Linked DNA regions of Homo sapiens: region 2 is linked to region 1. Evidence: chromatin loops called from intact Hi-C (ENCODE). Cell type or tissue: Caco-2. All regions are shown on one strand. Links, peaks and the distances in the headings refer to the core of each region. The heading gives the core; the rest is flanking DNA. Region 1 overlaps EPCAM-DT (EPCAM divergent transcript). Region 2 overlaps EPCAM-DT (EPCAM divergent transcript).

Region 1 (9,701 bases), core at 834-8,833:
GTCAATGTAAATGCCCTTAGAACAGCTGGCACTAGTAAGCATTCTGTGTGTTGGCTGTAGTTGTTTTTCTTCTTTTTGTTTACCTGTTTGTTATAAACTTTCTGCAGTGGGTATTTGTGCCCATTTTTTCCTAGTTCAAATGCTCACTCATATTAAGACCTAGGCCAGTTATGGTCAAAGAGCCACAAGTACTTGAACCAGTTTCTCTAGGCCCCAGCTCAAGAGACTCAAGTTAACGGACCCTGCTTAATCCCACCTCCTTCATAGCTCTGGGACTCTGTTTCATCCCTCTAGGTGCCAGTAGCTGTCTTTTTAATAATAAAGATTTATTTATTTTTTATTTATTTATATATTTTTTACAGACGGAGTCTTGCTCTGTGGCCCAGGCTGGAGTGCAGTGGCATGATCTTGGCTCACTGCAACCTCTGCCTCCTGAGTTCACGCCATTCTCCTGCCTCAGCCTCCTGAGTAGCTGGGACTACAGGCACCCGCCACCACGCCTGGCTAATTTTTTTGTATTTTTAGTAGAGATGGGGTTTCACTGTTCTAGCCAGGATGGTCTCGATCTCCTGACCTCGTGATCCGCCCGCCTTGGCCTCCTAAAGTGCTGGGATTACAGGCTTGAGCCACCGCTCTCGGCTATTTATTTTCGAGACAGGGTCTTGCTCTGTCACCTGGGATGGAGGGCAATGGTGCAATCCACAACTCACTGCAGCCTTGATCTCTTGGGCTCAAGCAATCCTCCTGCCTGACTCCCGTGTAGCAGGAACTTCATGTGCCACCACACTCAGCTGATTCTTGATTTTTAATTTTTTTTTTTTTTTTGAGACGAAGTCTCGCTCTTGTCCCCCAGGCTGGAGTGCAGTGGCGCCATCTCGGCTCACTGCAACCTCTGCCTCCCAGGTTCAAGCGTTTCTCCTGCCTCGATCCCCTGAGTAGCTGGGATTACAGGCGCCTGCCACCACAACCGGCTAATTTTTGTATTTTTAGTCAAGATGGGGTTTCACCATGTTGGCCAGGCTGGTCTCAAACTCTTGACCTCAGGTGATCCCCCCGCCTCAGCCTCCCAAAGTGCTGGGATTACAGGCATGAGCCACCGTGCCCAGCCAACTTTTAATTTTTTTTTTGTAAAGATGGGGACTTGCTTTCTTGCCAGACTGAAATTGTTTGTGTTTGTTTGTTTGTTTGTTTGAGATAGGTCTCACTCTGTTGCCCAGGCTGGAGTGCAGTGGTACAATCTTGGCCACTACAGTCTCCACCTTCCAGGCTCAAGTGATCCCCCAACCTCAGCCACCTGAGTGGCTGTGTACCACCATACCTCATTACTTTTTGTATTTTTTGTAGAGACTGGGTTTTGTCATGTTGCCCAGGCTGGTCTTGAACTCGTGGGCTTAAGTGATCCACCCGCCTCAGCCCCCCAAAGTGTTGGGACTACAGGTGTGAGCCACTGTGCCCAGCCAGAAAATTTTGTTTTTAGAGAAAGGCTCAGGAGTGTGGCTGAGTGTTGGACAGCCCCCTACTGGAGCAAAGGCAACCAAGCTCTCAGTGGTCCCAGTGGGAGAGTAAGAAGGGTGGGGAGCAGCTGGGGTGAAAGGATACAGTCAGCATTCATCAAGGGATGTGCTGTGAGCAGGGGTGGAGCTCCATGTAACCCCCAGCTTTCCCACAGAGAGAGACTGAGGACAGAGGATATGCAGTTACCTAAGGGGCAGCTCAGTCATGGGGTTCAGATGTGACCAGTGTGTGCATGAGCCCAGAGGCCAGGAGCACAGTTGTGAGAAGGCTGGAGCATGGCCTGGGATTAGAGGGGCTGTCCCTCTGACTGTACAGACAGTCAAATACCTACACCAATCCAGGAAGTTCATTCATTCATTCCTTTATCCAGCAAGCATTTCATTCATTGAGTCTGCAGATATTTATTGAGCACCTACTATGTCTCAGTTCAGGCATTGAGGGCTATAGCAGGGAACACAACAGAGAGAAGTCCCTGAGGAGTTTATCTCTAGTTGGGGAGACAGATGGCAAACAAAATAAACAAGTAAAATTTCCAGTGGGTTAAATAGTGATGAGCGCTAAGTAGAAAAACAAAGTAGGGAGGAGGATAGGAAATGTTGGAGAGGGAGCTGTGATATTAGCCCCATGGAAGTCCTCACTGATAAGCTGACGTTTGAGTCAACACCCAAGAGAGGGCGGTGATGGAATGAGTCATGCAGGTGTCTGGGGAAACATGCATCGAGCTTCCTAGGAAGCACAGCCTCCACGGGTAGGAGTCGGGGGCCCAACCCTGGTAAAAATCCAGTGGAAAGCCACAGGAGGAACAAGCACCTGGGTTGGGTTTTTCACCTTGCAAAGGAATATACAAAATGTTCCCCCTTGTGTGTGTTTATAAATGAAAACTGAGGATCATGATAAACTACATTCAGTAAAGAACAAGACACGTGATTTCAAAATCTGTACCAAACTTCATCTCCTTTCTTCTAAGAGATTATTTGTATAAATTATAGATCATAGCATAGAATGGTACTTTGGTAACCATCTGGTGTTCATGTTTTGAACTTGCCAGATGATTAGAATCCACCAGGATGCTAGGTTTAAAGATACAGATTCCAGCTCCCTGTCCCCACCCCTGATTTAGGGAAGGGGCCTGTGACTTTGTATATTTAACAAACACTCAAGGTTATTCTGTTACAGGAAAGTCTGGGAGACACAGATAGGTTTCAAAATGAGGAAATAGAGGCCCAGATAGAGGGAATGTCTTGCTCAAGGTGGAACTGGTCAGTCAGGCAGAACTGGGAATAACATCTAGATTTCCCAACTCTGTTAGGCCAATGAAAGTTTTTTGCACAGCACAAAGATCACTTATGAAATTTAAGTTCAAGATACAACAAGACACAAAACATAAAAGCAGATGCCAGGCCAGACATCTATTAGGAGCACCAGATGTACCTGGGACGAACTGGTTACTGTGACTGATCACTAAACTCAGCAACCAAGGGCTCTGGCAGCCAAGTCTGCAGCAGAAATGGGTTGGGTTATTCCATTCCATTCATGGGGTCCAATAAAGTGATGCATAATAATTTCATTTGATAAGAAAAGTTTTTTCCTTTAACAAATTTTAAAATCTTCCAAACCCTCAGCTTCCTATTATGATAATTACAAGAGAATACGAAAAATAAGGATGGAAAAAAAATGGTAAAAGGAGAGATCTATCCTGTCCCAGTGAGAATGATTTCTTCAGTATAATTTATCTCCTGTGGGTAGTCTGGAGTCTCCACCCTCTCATAGGCCCTCAATGACTATGTGTTTGAAGGGCCTTCAGGATAGACTTCTTGAAAACAGATCTTTCTCTGATAGTGCCTAACATTCTTCACAGTGTGGGCCATGAGGCCTGAAAAGGACAAGCACGGTGAGACCCATGGCGAGTTGTAGGACCCTCTGGGCCTTTGTGGCCCACCTGGGAAGGGGAATGTATTAGTCTGTTCTCATGCTGCTAATAAAGACATGCCCATACTGGGTAATTTATAAAAAAAAGAAGTTTAATAGACTCATAGTTCCACATGGCTGGAGGCCTCACAATCATGGAGGAAGGCGAGGAGCAAAGGCACGTCTTACATGGCAGCAGGCAAGAGGGAATGAGAGCCAAGCGAAAACGGTTTCCCCTTATAAAACCATCAGATCTCATGAGACTTATTCACTACCATGAGAGCAATATGGGGGAAACTGCCCCCATGATTCAATTATCTCCCACCGGGTCCCTCCCACAACACGTGGGAATTATGGAAGCTACAATTCAAGATGAGATTTGGGTAGGGACACAGCCAAACCATATCAGGGAATAATAAAGCCATAACCTCCTGAAGGGGGTGGGTGTGATGCCCTCCTGAGCCCCTGCAGCTAGAGCATCTGTGACGCACTGCCCAGCTAGTCTGGGCAGGAGCAATGTGTTGGAGTTTGTGCACATGTGTGTGTGCTGGGCGTGCGATGAGCACCCTGCCACACATGTGGGAGCTCAGATGCCACACTCTTCCAGAGCTGTGCCACAGTTTGACTGATCTGTGACTGCAACCGCTCCAGCAAAGCTGGACTCTTGGGGAAAGAATTTTCTCTTCCCAAGCTTGCTGTGTGGGCCCGTGGGGAGACACACAATTGCCTTTGTCATTTGTTCTTCCTGTGTGGGGACAAAAGCCCTTTCACTTGCTGTGGAATGTACAAGAAGTTCTGTGCCGAAGGGCTGCCAGGCGCTGGCCTGGAATCCGACAAACAAGGAGGAGTTGGGGAGATGGCCGTTTCAGCCTGAGGCCCCCCACCTCCTGGTCCTGCCATGCATCTGTGTGGTCGGGGACTGCCAAGAGGGTCCCCACCGTCTGCTTCTTCACCACTGTGTGCACCTGCATCACTGCCACAACCCTGTCTTAATCATGGCCTGAGACACTGCAGCCTGCCACAGGCGGGCACTGTGCCAGGCATGGGTTTTGTCAACTCATTCAACCCTCCCAACGAATGCTGTTATTCCCACTTTGCAGCAGAGGGAACTGACCTTCAGAAGGGAGGGTCTGGGAGGACAGTGCTGAGACTGAAACAGAGGGGCTGGGACATGGTAGGAGGAACAGGACACCACAACCCCTCACCCTGCACTCACAGCTCTAGGGCAGAATGGAGCCTCAACCCTGGGTGTTTATGCTGTGAGCTGAAGTTTAAGCAAAACAAAAATAGAGAACTTAGGTGGGGTTGGGGTGGGGGTAGAACCCGCCAACACGAAACGTCATCGTGGTACAAGTGGCCTTTTCTCATTGCTATTTACATCCCCGGGTGTTTCTATCAGCCCAGAGCCAGAGACTCACCACAGAGCAACCTGTTGCCAGAATGCTGTGGGGGCTGCGCTATTTTAGGAGCAAAGTTTTCCCAGGTGGCTATATTGTCTGCATTTTTCTCACCAGGGTAGGACAATTCATAGAGCCACTAAAGCCAACCACAGTGTTGAACTCTGCTCTAATTTTAAAATGTAAATGAGCAAGCACCAATGGGAAGTGGCCAGGAGCAGACCAGGGCAATCAGCTCCCAGGGGAGCCCCAAGCGTCAACTCCCAGGTAGGGGGTAAGGGTGAGGCCTGCTGGGTGGGGAGTGGACTAATACAGAGGGCTGGGAAAGAAATGTGTGTGTCTAAAAGCAATTTGCATTAGGCCTTTCAGAGCCCAAGTCTGTGGGTTGGCTTGCACAATCTTGCAATCTTACAAGCAAGAGAGGAAGAAAGGAGAGAGGGGAGCCAGGGGAGAAGGGTGTGGGGATCAGACAGGCTTTTGTATGTGATCTTGTTTAAGCAAGACTCTTATCAAAGAGTAATCCTAAACTTTGCGCTTTCTTATCACCCAGCTCCCTGGGGAATGGGTAGGTGACTTTTGAGTTCCACAAGGGAGGATTAATTGCCTGTTAGAGATCAGAGCTCCAAGTAAGCAGATAAGGTTGATAGAGGTGGGTGGGGTGTGGTGGTTTACTTATGTCCCGTGGAGATGTTCTTTGCTCTTATTATCTAGATTCACGTTTTCTGTGCACAAGCCGAACACTGAGGGCTGAGGAGAAAGCTGCCGTCTAGTGAACAGAGCAGCATTGGAGGGTGTGCCTGCTCTGTGCCCCATGCTGCAGATGCTGAGCAGGGGTTGGGATATCAAAGAATGAAGGAATGAGCCATGCTGCACTGTTCAAGAAGGTCCAGTTCTGTGGTGGTTGTGTGAATACAGGACATTCTTTTCTTTCTTTTTTCTTTTTTTTAGACTGGGTCTCATTCTGTCACCCAGGCTAGAGCGCAGTGGCAAGATCCTCAGGCTTCCATAACAACTGTGAAAGTACTGACTGAGTAGTTAAGTTAAATATTAAAAGCTGAAAGGGCCAGTGCCCTTATACAAAGACTGGAATGTAACAAAAGCCCACCAAGAGTTTTGCCTAGGCCTTTCCTGGGCCTTAAAGCGTGACAAAATAATGGAGGAATTCTTAACAGGATCCATTTAGGATTAAACAAATTTTATTGGGGGTCTGAAGAGACTCCCCAGGCCTCCACAGACAAGTTTATTGGGGTCCTGAAGGAACTCCCCAAACGTCTGTGATTTAGCAGGAGACAAGAGTAATCAGCTGGGCACAGTGGCTCATGCCTGTAATCCCAGCACTTTGGGAGGCTGAGGCGGGTGGATCATCTGGGTGGATCACCTGAGGTCAGGAGTTTGAGACCAGCCTGGCCAACATGGTGAAACCCCGTCTCTACTAAAAATACAAAAACTAACTGGGCGTGCTGGTGCACACCTGTAGTCCCAGCTACTCGGCAGGCTGAGGTGGGAGGATCACCTAAGCCTGGAAGGTCAAGACTGCAGTGAGCTGTGATCGTGCCACTGCACTCCAACCTGAGTGACAGCAAGACACGGTCTCCAAAAATAAAAAATGAAAAAAAAAATTTAAAAAGTTTAGTGAGGAAAGAGTGTAACAATTGTTGTGTATCAGTTCTCCACATGTCTCCAAAATTTGGCTCCAGAATTCTGACTTTCAGTTGAGGCTAGAAGGTGGCAGGATAAGCCGGGCATGGTGGCTCACACCTGTAATCCCAGCACTTTGGGAGGCCGAGGTGGGTGGATCATGAGGTCACGAGTTCGAGACCAGCCCGGCCAAGATGGTGAAACACCGTCTCTACTAAAAACACAAAAATTAGCTCGGCATGGTGGCATGTGCCTGTAATCTCAGCTACTCAGGAGGCTGAGGCAGGAGAATCGCTTGAACCCGGGAGGCGGAGGTTGCAGTGAGCCGAGATCGTGCCATTGCACTCCAGCCTGGGTGACAGAGCGAGACTCCATCTCAAAAAAAAAAAAAAAAAAAAAAAAAGAGAAGGTGGCAGGGTATAGCCTTATGTCCTTGTGGGGTCACTTTGAGGGATTGAGGGAGGAAGTCTTTGCCCATGAGAGTAAAGGGAGAAGCTTCCGGGAGAAGCTCATGAGTCAGGAGCTGGTGGAGGGGCTGGGATCCACAGGCCTCTGAAAAACACCTTGTACACGAAGGAAATATATCAAGCTGTTTTAAAAGATTATCTCAATTTCGTAATTATGGATTATTTTATTTTCTTCCTGTGCTTTTCAGGATTTTCTTAATCTTCTACAGTGAAAAATAACCAGAAGAAACTTTTTTTTTTTTTTTTTTTTAAGAAAAGAGCAGCACTTTTTGGAGTAAGAGGAAAGCAGTACTGAGTTCACAACTGCTACTAGAAGGAAGCTGGTCAGGGAGGGGACTCAGACAAGGTGCTGCAAGTCCCAGTCTTAATGTAAAGCAAATCTTAATGGAGAGAGGTTCTCTTTGTGGAGGCCAGGGAAGCTCCATCAAGCAGCCTGTGTAGGCAGTCCTGACTGTTGAATACTGATGTAGTGTGGAAATTAAGAGGATTCAGGAGTCATACAGAACTGGGTTCAAATTCTCACTGTACGGCCGGGCGTGGTGGCTCATGCCTGTAATCCAAGCACTTTGGGAGGTCCTGGTGGGCAGATCACTTGAGGTCAGGAGTTCAAAACCAGCCTGGCCAACATGGTAAAACACCGTCTCTACTAAAAATACAAAAATTAGCCGGGCATGGTGGTGCATGCCTGTAATCCCAGCTACTCGGGAGGCTGAGGCAGGAGAATTGTTGAACCCAGGAGGTAGAAGTTGCAGTGAGCTGAGATCGCATCACTGCACTCCAGGCTGGGTAACAGAGGGAGACTCTGTCTAAAAAAATAAAAAAATAAAAAATTCTCACTGTACAGTTGACGATTTGTGTGTCCTTGGCAGACCATCTACCATCTCCAAGCCTCAGCTTCCTCACTTGCCACAACATTGCAATATCTTTTAAGGTAGCAAATACTCAATAAATGCTAGCTATCCTTATCATGGAGATTTAGCCTTTCAAACATCCCAGGGATAGGAAATTGCAAAAAGATTCTGAGCCTCCACCATGGGTATTTCACTAGCCTTGTCAACCAAACAAAACCAGAAGGGAACAGGTTGCAGGCAGGCTTGCAGGGAGATGGAAGCCTCAGTTCCATGAGGTCACTCAGCTATACACAAGCTGTATTCCAATGTTGCACTTTTACATTCCATTCTGAATGTCAAATTCTCTGGGTAAAGTTTGTGGTCCAAAAGCTCTAATTAGGTGAAGGCAGAATAATGGTAAACATTTTCACAGTGTACTTATATCAACAACCTGCCTGGCATAGAGGAGAAGAAAACATGTGTCACCCTCTCTAAACATCCTCACTGGTGTTAATCAGGGGCTCTAGTTGGCTCAATGCCAGGCCTAATTGGGCAGAATTTCACTGCCCAGCTCTGGGACTAGCACAACATGTTGCTTTATTTTTCTTTCCTTTTTTTTTTTTTTTTTTTTTTTTTTGGAGACAGTCTCAATCTGTCACCCAAGCTGGAGTGCAGTGGTGCAATTATGGCTCACTGCAGTCTCAACCTTCCAGCTTAAGTGATCCTCCTGCCTCAGCCTCCCAAGTAACTGGGACTGCAGGAATGCATCCCTGCGCCCAGCTAATTTTTAAATTATTTTGTAGAGACAGAGTATTACTGTGTTGCCTAGGCTGATCTGAAACTCCTAGGCTCAAGAGATCTTCCTACCTCAGCCTCCCAAGGTATCGTGATTACAGGCGTGAGCCACCGTGCCTGGCCACAATGTGTTGTTTCATTGCTACTGGGCTCTACTGATGTTAATAATAAATTGCTTCAGAGCTTTCCACGTTTTTGCTTGTATCTTTGTTCTCGGTGTTTTATCTCTACTCAGAGACCAGACCATCCTTGTTACCCTTAGCTTGCTGTATTTACCTGTTCTTTCTCCCCTAGTGGCATTTTCCAGGCATGTTGAAGTAGTGGGTGGTGAGTAAGGAACCATTCGCAATTGGGCCCAGAAGTCCAACAGGAGGATGGTTTCTCTTGGGCTGCAGGTCGCTGTCCTAGGGCCACGAGCACAGGAGCCCTGATGGCATATGGAAGAACCGAATCAGCTCACAGAGGACCTGTTGACTCAGAAAAATCACATGCACATCACATACACTATCACAATGTCTTAACCCAGTGGCTCTCAACCCAGTGAGCAATTTTACACCCCAGGGGACATTTGGCAATGTCTGAAGACTTTTTTTTTGTTTTTTTTAACATAGGGTCTTGCTCTGTTGCCTAGGCTGGAGTGCAGTGGCACAATCACAGCTCTCTGCAGACTTGATCCCCCGCAGCTCAAGCCATCCTCCCACCTCAGCTTTCCAAGTAGCTGGGACTACAGGCAAGCGCCACGATGCCCAGCAAATTTTTAAATTTTGTTTTGTAAAGACAGGGTCTCACTTTCTTGCCCAGGCTGGTCTCAAACTCCTGGGCTCAAGTGATCCTCCCGTCTTGGCCTCCCAAAGTGTTGGGATTACAGACTTGAGCCACTGTGCCTGGCCTGAAGAAATTTTTTGTGTCATGATTTGGGGGCAGAGCACACAACTGGGGATGAGAGTACTATTGGCATTTAGTGAGTAGAAATCGGGTGGGCTGTTAACTATCCTACAATGCACAGATGGTTTCCCTGTTCCCCTCACCCCACACACAAAATAAATGATACGGGCTGGGTGTGGTGGCTCACACCTGCAATCCCAGCACTTTGGGAGGCCAAGGCAGGTGGATCACCTGAGGTCAGGAGTTCGAGACCAACCTGGCCATTA
Region 2 (9,701 bases), core at 776-8,775, 100 kb after region 1:
TGAATTATAATTGGCATACCATTAACTGCAAATATTTGAAAAATACAATTTTATGAGCTCTGACATACATACACCCATAAAACCATTGTTACAATCAAGATAATGAATATGTCCGTCATTCCCCAAAAGCTTCCCTGTGCCCCTTGGTAATCCACCCCTCACTCCCCACCCCATTCTGTTCCTAGGCAACCAATCATCTGTTTTCTGTCAGATTAATTTGCATTTTCTAGAGTTTTATATATGGAAGCAGACAGCATGTACTCTTTTTTTGTCTGGCTTCTTTCACTCAGCATAATTATTTTTAGGTTCATCTATATTGGTGCACGTATCAACAATTCATTCTTTTCTATTCCTGAGTACTATTCCATTATATAGGTGTACTAAATTTGTTTATTCAACTCTTGATGGACATTGAGTTGTTTACAGTTTTTGGCTATTACAAATAAAGCTGCTATGAACCTTCAAGTGCAAGTCTTTTGTGCACATGTTTTCATTACCGTAAGGTAAATACCTAGGTGGAGAATGGCTAGATCCTATAGTAAGCATGTATATGTTTAATTTTGTGAAAAATGGCCAAACTATTTCCCTGAGTGGTCATGCCTTTTTATATCCCCACCAGCAGTGTATGAGGAGTTCCAGTTGCTCCACTTCCTGAACAACATTTGGTATAGTCTTTTTTTATCTTTTTTTTTTTTTTGAGACAGAGTCTCACTCTTGTTGCCTAGGTTGGAGTACAGTGGCCCGAACATGGCTCACTGTAGCCTCAACCTCCCAGGCTCAAGTGACCCTCCCACCTCAACCTTCTGAATAGCTGGGACTACCATGCCCAGCTAGTTGAAAAAAAAATTTTTTTTGGAGACAGGGTCTCACTATGTTGCCCAGACTGGTTTCAAACTTCTGTGCTCAAATGATCTGCCCACCTCAGCCTTCCAAAGTGCTCGGATTACAGGCATGAGCCCCATGCCCAGCTGGTATAGTCTTTCTAATTCTAGCCATTCTATTCTAGTAGAAATGTAGTAGTTTTTCATCCAGGTTTTAATTTGCATTTCCCCCTAATGATTAATTATGTTAAGCTACCTATTCATGTGCTTATTTGCCATCTTTATATCTTCTTTGGTGAAATGTTTGTTAAAATCTTTTTGACTGCTTTTTAAAAATTAGGTTGTCTTCTTGTAGAGTTGTAAGAGTTCTTTATATATCCTGGAACAAGTCCTTTGTCAGAAATAGGTTTTGCAGCTTTTTATATGTTCCACCTTTTCATTTTTGTAACAATGTCTTCTGAAGAACAAAAGTTTTAAATTTTGAAGTCCAATTTATTGATTTTTAGTTCAGGCTTTTTTTTTTTCCTGATGAATGCCTGAAGAGAAGGCATTCTCTGTTTTGTTGTTGTTGTTGTTGTTTTTGTTTTTTGAGACAGAGCCTCGCTCTGTTGCCCAGGCTGGAGTGCAGTGGCACTACCTCAGCTCACTGCAACCTCCGCCTCCCAGGTTCAAGCCATTCTTGTGTCTCAGCCTCCTGAGCAGCTGGGACTACAGGCATGAACCACCATGCCCAGCTAATTTTTGTATTTTTAGTAGAGATGGGGTTTCACCATGTTGGCAAGGCTGGTCTCCACTTCCTGACCTCAAGTGATCCACCTGCCTTGGCCTCCCAAAGTGCTGGGATTACAGACATGAGCCACCATGCCCTGTTTTTTTTTGGTTTTGTTTTGTTTTTTGTTTTTTTTTCAACTGTGGTAAAATATGCAAAACATAAAATTTACCATTTTAACGTTTTTTTTTTTTGTTTTGTTTTTTTTTTTTTTGAGATAGAGTCTCACTCCTGTTGCCTAGCCTGGAGTGCAGTGGGACTGGCTAATTGTTTGTATTTTTAGTAGAGACGGGGTTTCGCCATGTTGCCCAGGCTGATCTCAAACTCCTGGGCTCAATTCATTTGCCCAATGCAGCCTCCCGAAGTGCTGGGATTACAAGCATGAGCCACCATACCCGGCCTCATTTTAACCATTTTTAAGCATACGGTTTGGTGGCATTAAGTATATTCATACCGTTGTACTTTGGGCTTTTTAAATTCTTTTGAAGAATTTTTGCCAAATCCATGGTCACAAGGATTTTCTCTTATGTTTTCTGTCAAAGTACATAATTTAATATTGTTAGCCTTTATAGATCAATTTTTTTTTTTGAGACAGAGTCTCACTCTGTCACCCAACCTCCGCCCCCAGGTTCAAGCGATTCTCAAGCCTCAGCCTCCCAAGTAGCTGGGACTACAGGTGCGTGCCACCATGCCCAGCTAATTTTTGTATTTTCAGTAGAGATGGGGTTTCACCATGTTGGCCAGGCTTGTCTCGATCTCCTAACCTCAAGTGATCCACCTGCCTCAGCCTCCCAAAGTTCTGGGATTACACGTGTGAGCCAGTGTGCCCGGTCAGCCTCTACAGATCAACTTCAAGTTAATGTTTACGTATGGAATGAGGTAATGATTGAGGTTCATTTCTGCATATGACTAAACACTTATTCCTGCACAATTTGTTGAAAAGATTATCCTTTTCCTATTGACTTACATTGACACCTTTGTCAAAAATGAATTGGCTGTTTTTAAAACTATTTTCCTGGTTTGCTTTCAACAGGTTGCCTTCCGATTTCCACATAGTGTCTTCCTAGATGGACTCCTCACCTATCACTCTGTTCTGATCTGGCTCCCAAACTTCCCTTGCTGTCTGACAGATTTCTAGTGATACTTTCCAGTCTTACCTAATCCCCTGCCCGTCCCCTAATCTGCATTCAGCCTTGCTCCAGCCTTCCTTGTCTGGGCTCTGTGCCCAGCACCTGAGCAGGCCTTGTTGCTGCCCACAGTCCTGATGCCATCAGAATCCTGGAGGGCAAAAGTTGCAGTTAGGTCCTGCTCAGGGCCCAGGGAGCTCCAGCACAGCAGTCTTTCCCTGCCAGTTACCCAGGAAACCCTGACACTGCGGACCAGAGATCCAGCCATTGTAGCAGTGACCTGGCTGCCAGGCTGTCTCAAGACCTTACCAGTTGTTGTGACCATATCAGCCGAGTTGTGAGCCCCCATTAAAGCCAGAAATGAGATTTGGCTGAAGGAGTATTGATAGACAAAACTGAACAAGAAGAATGAAGAGCCTTGTAGATCAATGTTCTCTCACATGGAAAGATAACTTTTTAAAGTATACCTGTTTATGGATAGCACTACAAAGTCTCCGTATCTTTATATGATTTAGAGGTAAAATGACCACAAAGGATGATCGGTACCTAATCAGCCTTCATGTCTGATGAACAGAACCTTGGAGAAGCCCTGAAATGACTTCCTCACATTGTTTAGACTTCTCTCCCGAAGGGGGCAGGCAGTCCCCCTAGTTTTGCTCAAGCTTGTTGGGAGACATCACTCTGTATCCATCAGGGTAGATCCCGGGAAACTGATTTAAACAAGAACCATGCAGCTTGCCTCCCAGACTGCTTCATGTTCAGGCCTCAAAGCAGCCTGCAGAGGGGAATATCTTCTAGAAGGATTTTATTTTGAATTCAGCTGAAAGAGGGCACTACACAGAATATCAAAGGTGAAGCTGTATTGCATTTTTCACAAGGAATAAAAAGCAATCCCTGTGGTCAGCACATGTGCAGGCGAGCATTTGAGGGAGGCCATATCCTAGCACAAATATTCCTCCATGCCCAAGAGGCTGGTAGGACAGACGCCATGAATGAATGTGTTGTTGTGCCTAGGCACTGGGCTGAGTTGTTTTTTATAGCCACTAGACCTACTTAGACTGTTGCCTTTGTGAACCAACAGCTGCAGTTTGGGAGGTGGCTAGACATGGAATCAGGGGGTTTTATTTTGGTGGTGTTCTACCTGGTTCATTCAGGGATGACCCTATTAACACTAAGTTTTAACCAAAGTCACCACCACCCTGGGCAGGAAGCCACACACTCACTTTTCTGGAAATGCATGCAGCCTGATTCTCTTGTGGGCTATGTTGAATGGAGAGAGAATACCTGGATGTGAGGGTTATAGAGATATAAGAAAGAAGTGGGGCATGGATTAGCATCATTATATACTAATTAGCCATCTGTCTGTGAGTCTTCTAGAATAAAGTAACCAGGCCAGGCGCGGTGGCTCACACCTGTAATCCCAACACTTTGGGACGCTGAGGTGGGAGGATCACCTAACATCAGAAGTTCCAGATCAGCCTGGCCAACGTGGTGAAACCCCGTCTCCACTAAAAATACAAAAATTAGCCAGGCGTGGTGGTGTGTGCCTGTAATCCCAGCTACTCAGGAGGCTGAGGCAGGAGAATGGCTTGAACCTGGGAGGTGGAGATTGCAGTGAGGCAAGATCGAGCCACTGAACTCCAGCCTGGCCGACAGAGCAAGACTCTGTGTCAAAAAAAAAAAAAAAAAGAAGAAAGTAAACGAGGAATAATCTCTTTCCAGGTCCACTCTTGGGAACAGAAGTAAATCAAAGGGGCTTATGCTGGAGCTTGACTCTGACATTTCAGGACTTTAGGGACTCTCATCTCTTCTCAGGCTCTTCATGGTAAATAAAGTCTTATTAAAAATGAAGCATTTTAGGACATAGTTCTTCATGTGCCCAAGTTTCAGGCTATACTCACTGGTAGGCAGATTAAGCAGAGGCTTTTGTGGTTTGGAATCCAAATGGTGTTATGAAAAAAGCATATTCTTTAGAGTCAAATCCAAATGGTGTTATGAAAAAAAGCATATTCTTTAGAGTCAGATATATCTGGACTGAAATCCTAGTCCTGTGTCTATCATCTGAGTAAGTTTGGAAAGTCACTCAACTTTGTTTCTTTGTCTACTAAATGAGGTAATACCTGTCTCATAGGGTTGTTATAAAGATTATTACTTTTTAAAAATAGTAGCTACTTTGAATTGAATATTTGCTGTGTGCCAGACACTGTGCTAAACACATGTATTAAATCATTTAATCTGAACTCACTATTTAAGTGGTATCCTATTTGCAAAGTGCCTGGTACACTGTAAGGTACACAGTAAGTGTTCAGTAAATGGTCGTTGGTGCTATTGTAATATTTCAGAGATACAAAGATGGGCTTCTTGCTCCTCTTATTCTTCTCTTCCCCAGACAGTTGATGCCTAAACTGAGAAATGTAGTCAAAAACATAATCATCTCTGGAAAAGAGAAAACACTGGCATTGAAATGAATCCCAAAGCATAAATGACTCATAACATAATCTGTCCTGAGAGTGAGTTTTGATAGGGGAAGGGGGTAAGGAAAGGTGAAGAGGCGGAAGTGGGGAAATAAGATAAACACTGAAGATAAGCTTTGCCAGCCCTGCCTAAAACATTCTGCTGCAATAGAGTTAAGGGGTTGCAAAACGAGTTTTCATGGGCCAGTAGGAGATTTTCCGTACATTTGTTTTTTAGGTCTGTTTGAGTGGAGAATGGAAGGGGAGGTCAGAGAGAGCTCAGGGAAATTCTGTTTCTGCATCATTACATTTTAGGCAGCACTTGAAATCAGGGAGATAGAATTTCCTGAGCCTAGGGGAATATCTGTGGGAAGTCCGGGGACAATGAGCAAAATCTATCTCAGAGCGATCTCTGGCCATTTCAGTTCGCATCCTTTCACCTTGGTGATAGTATTACCCAGGAGTAGGGACCCTGAGACCTTCAAATGGGTTTGTGGCTGGCACAAGCTATTCTTCAGATGCTTGCGGTAGGCCCCAAACTCAGGCTGAGATTCTTACAAAAATATCGTGGTTTTCTGTTTCCATAACTTATAATGTGCTTCTTCCAGGAAGCAAACACCTTCAAGGGCAATTAATAGAAAATTTGTGGAATTCTCCAATGCAAGGCAGTATTGAAGCAAAGTGAAATACTTCTGAGAAAAGGTTCTGGGGAATTTATGCAATGAATCTCCAAAGACATATTTATATGTTTATGCACTTTGTTTTGGTTTGCTTCCTTCTGATTTTAAAAATTATGATTTTTGTATATATCAAAATAGCCTTTCAGTTTCATGTCTAGAAACAAACATTTTACAAAGTGATTGTTTCTTATGGCTGCAGTAAAAAACAACACAAGGCAGATCCCTCAAGTGTTAAAAGCATCTACCCAACATTCCAGGGAATGTCAGAAGTATATGCTGAGGGTGGCATGATGGAAAGGAGGATAAAGTGCCAGGCTGCTCAGTTCATATTTGGTCGTTCATTCATTCATCCATTCGTTCATCAAATCCGAACTGATGAATTTTTTCTTTTTTTGAGACAGGGTCTCACTCTTTCACGTACAGTGGTACAATCTTGGCTCACTGAAACCTTGACTTCCCGGGCTCAAGTCATCCTCCCATCTCAGCCTCTCAGGTAGTTAGGACTACAGGCATGGACCATCATGCCTGGCTAATTTTAAAATTTTTTTGTAGACACAGGGTCTCCCTATGTTGCCCAAGCTGGTCTTGAACTCCTGGGCTTGAGCAATCTTCCTGCCTCAGTCTCCCAAAATCCTAGAACTATAGGTGTGAGCCACCGTGCCTAGCTGTGAGCACCAATTTTGTGCCACACATTCTGCTGGATGCTAGGGATACAGCAATGAGCAAAACAGATGAAACTCCCTGCCCTCATGGAGCTTACTTTCTAGTGGGGGAAAGCATGGGCAGAGGCTCAGAAGTGTGAACGTGCCTGGAGTGCTGGAGGAGCAGCAAGAGTGTCTGTGTGGCTGGGGCAGAGGATCAGAGAGAGAGAGCAGCAGGAGAGAAGGTCAGGTAGTGACGGGGTCAGACCATGTGGGCCGTGAAGGTCATAGTCAGGGCTTTGCCTTTACTCTGAGTGAGGTGGGGGAGTCACTGGGAGGATGTGAACAGAAGAGAGGCATGGTCCCACTTACATTATAACAAAATGCTCCTGGTTGCTATGTGAAGAACAGACTTCAGGGCACAAATGGAAACAGGACCTCCAAGGAGGCTGCTGCAATAATCTGGCTGGATTCAGTGGTGTATGCCTGTAGTCCCAGCTACTCAGGAGGCTGAGGTGGGAGGATCACTTGAGCCCAGGAATTCAAGGCTGCAGTGAGCTGTGATTTTGTCACTGCGCTCCAGGCTGGGTGACAGAGGGAGACCTCATCTCTATTAAAAAAAAAAAAAAAAAGTCTGGGCCAAAGGTGATGGTGACTTGGACCAGGGCTGTGGCAGTGGGAGTGATGAGAAGTGTAGTCTGAGTTCTGGACATGTTTTCAAGACGGCGCTGGTAAGATTTGCTGACAGACAGGATATGCAGTGCTTCCAGATCCTGACCTAGTGTGCAGTGTTTTCGTTTGATGGCAAATATGGGACCTCCAGGAGTTTTTTGGCATCAAGTATCAGACCCTGCTCACACAAAGTGAGAAATGGGGATTTCTCTGGAAGGACATGCAATATCTCACAGACAAGAAGGAAAAACAGTTTTAAGACTGGGCTTGGAAATGATGATCTGGGATCTTAGTACAACAGCAACCAGCAGGCCTACCTTGGGCCACATGATCAGTGGTCATTGCTGAATGGAACCACCCAGATAGGGGAGTAGTGCTTCCTATAGCCAAACTGGGATCAAAAGAAAGAGGGCCAATGGGTGTTAGACAGGCAAAACCCACAGATGTTTAAACTTCATCCCAGTTTAGAGCTTAAGAGATAAAAGAAACAGAGGCTCAAGTTTTGACCAATCACAAGGTAGACAGGAGAGGAAATCATCTGGCTTCCCCTGAGCTGTGTTGAGAAAAGAGTCCTGGCCTGGGGGTCATGCATCTGGTCTGAGCTCTGCTGCTCACTACCTGTGCTACTTCAGGCCAGCGGCTTAACTTCTCTAGTTAACTTCTTAACTAGAAGCCTTGGGCTTCTAGTGGACCAGAGTAAAAGCTGCAAACCTTGTCTTCACCAAAGACCGCTTTGATGATTTCTCCCACCCACCTCCCTCTTGCCCAGTAAACACATTAATTCATGGCTTTATCCTGTGGAAATGTACAATATGCATGAGACTTCTTGAAATGTTGAGATCAGATGAAGGGCAACTTGAAGCAGGAAGTGAATGGGCAAGGCAGGAGGAAGAGCACAAATGACACGGCACTGCAACATTTCATAGGCAGGATTAGGAAAATCCTCATGTTCTCTCCTGCTGTTCACTTTCTGACTTTATTGAGCCCAGACTTTATTATTGCTGTGTCCTCTGAAAGGTTTGATCCACCCAGGGTTTTCTGAGTGTCAAGATACCATTTGCTACACTGTCACCTTGAATTCCCCACTGGGGTTGCTGCACAGGCTGTAGATGTGAACGCAGCGAATTGCACCAGGTTGCTCCTCCATCCACACTGAGCACTCCCTCCCAAGTGGCACCCTCCTCCCTAGCACTTATGCCCACTTATATTTCATACCAGCCTATTTAGCACTTGATTACATATTGCTTTGAATTGTTCCCCAGCCCACTCAGATCAGAGCCTCCCACCTTCCAGCCCGCCCACTCCTAACTCCCAGTGTGCTAGATTTTCAACCTCCTCAAAACCTGTAGTCTCTTTCCCCTGCCATTTTTCTGTCACTGCTTCAGAACCTTCCCCCCAACTTCTTCATTTCCTTCTCTACTTCACCTATGCTTCCTGGGCCATCTCATCACCCTCCTTTGCCTAAGCCCAGCCTCCCTCCTCTCCGCCTTTGCCCTGCTGCTGCTCCGGTCTGGCTGCCGCCCAGCCTTATCAGGCAGCTCTTCCTACACTCTGACATCTGGGCTCCTGGGCTGCTGAGCTCTGCTGGAGAAAATCACAGCCCACGCAGATTGGCGCTACTACAAAGTCATCATCTGCATAGCCTAGTGGGCCGCTGAGCAGCCTAGAAACACTTCTTAGTGTCCCTGTCAGCAAACCTCCCCCTTCCCCACCATGGCCCTTCTAAGTGTTTCCCACCCTTTGAGCTTTGCTGAGAAAATAGAGGCCATCAGGTAGGAATTCCCTTGTTTATATGCACCTACTCCTCTGCCCCACCAAGAAACATATGTTCCCCTCCGGCATTCCTACCTTCCTCCAAGCTGAGAGGCCGTGCTACCTTCTACCTGTCCAAAGGCAACCGCCTCCTGAAAGCTCTGCAGCCTTGGCAGCTTGGCTTCATCTATTCTCCTCTCTCTCTCCTCTACCTTCCATCTCTCTCTAGTTCATCTGATCTTTCTCCTGAGCAAGTAAACCTTCCCTCTCTACCATCCTCTGCCTCTTCTCCTTCCCGCTCTATTAGTCCATTCACACTGCTGTAAAGAACTGCCTGAGACTGGGTAATTTATAAAGGAAACAGGTTTAATTGACTCACAGTTCAGCATTGCTGGGGAAGCCTCAGGAAACTTACAATCATGGCGGAAGGTGAAGGGGAAGTGAGGCACCTTCTTCACAAGGCAGCAGGAAGGAGAAGAGTGAACAAGTGAAAGGAGAAGAGCCCCTTATAAAACCAACGGATATCATGAGAATTCACTCACTATCACAAGAACAGCATGGAGGAACCACCCCCATGATTCAGCTACCTCCACCTGGTCTCTCCCTTGACACGTGGGGATTATGGGGATTACAACTGAAGATAAGACTTTGAGTGGGGACACAGCCAAACCATATCACCAGCCAAATGTGATGGTAGGGCATGTTTGGTGAGGCACAGCCTGCTATGACAGTAAAATGCACAAAAGACAAGAGTGACCTTCTCATTGTCCAGTCTGTGGCCACTTT

What was found. Peaks named below come from ENCODE experiments on the same cell type or tissue, not always from the same donor. Only the 100,000 strongest peaks of a DNase experiment are listed, where the experiment ranks them.
Region 2: it touches region 1 in a loop (3-fold over the local background); 5 of 110 quality-filtered maps call a loop at or near these places.

What each region holds. Positions count from the first base shown.
Region 1 is chr2:47,305,753-47,315,453 of GRCh38, reverse strand. All of the region lies in intron 3 of EPCAM-DT (EPCAM divergent transcript), which reads left to right. Among named protein-coding and RNA genes, the nearest start is that of BCYRN1, 25 kb to the left of the region's middle. RefSeq lists enhancers at 4,333-4,402, 5,663-5,852. In Caco-2, for the core only: no CTCF peak of the experiment used is centred there; DNase peaks (open chromatin) are centred at 2,203 and 5,203.
Region 2 is chr2:47,204,711-47,214,411 of GRCh38, reverse strand. The region is part of intron 3 of EPCAM-DT (EPCAM divergent transcript); the gene reads left to right. Among named protein-coding and RNA genes, the nearest start is that of CALM2, 33 kb to the right of the region's middle. RefSeq lists an enhancer at 6,221-6,720. In Caco-2, for the core only: no CTCF peak of the experiment used is centred there; a DNase peak (open chromatin) is centred at 5,321.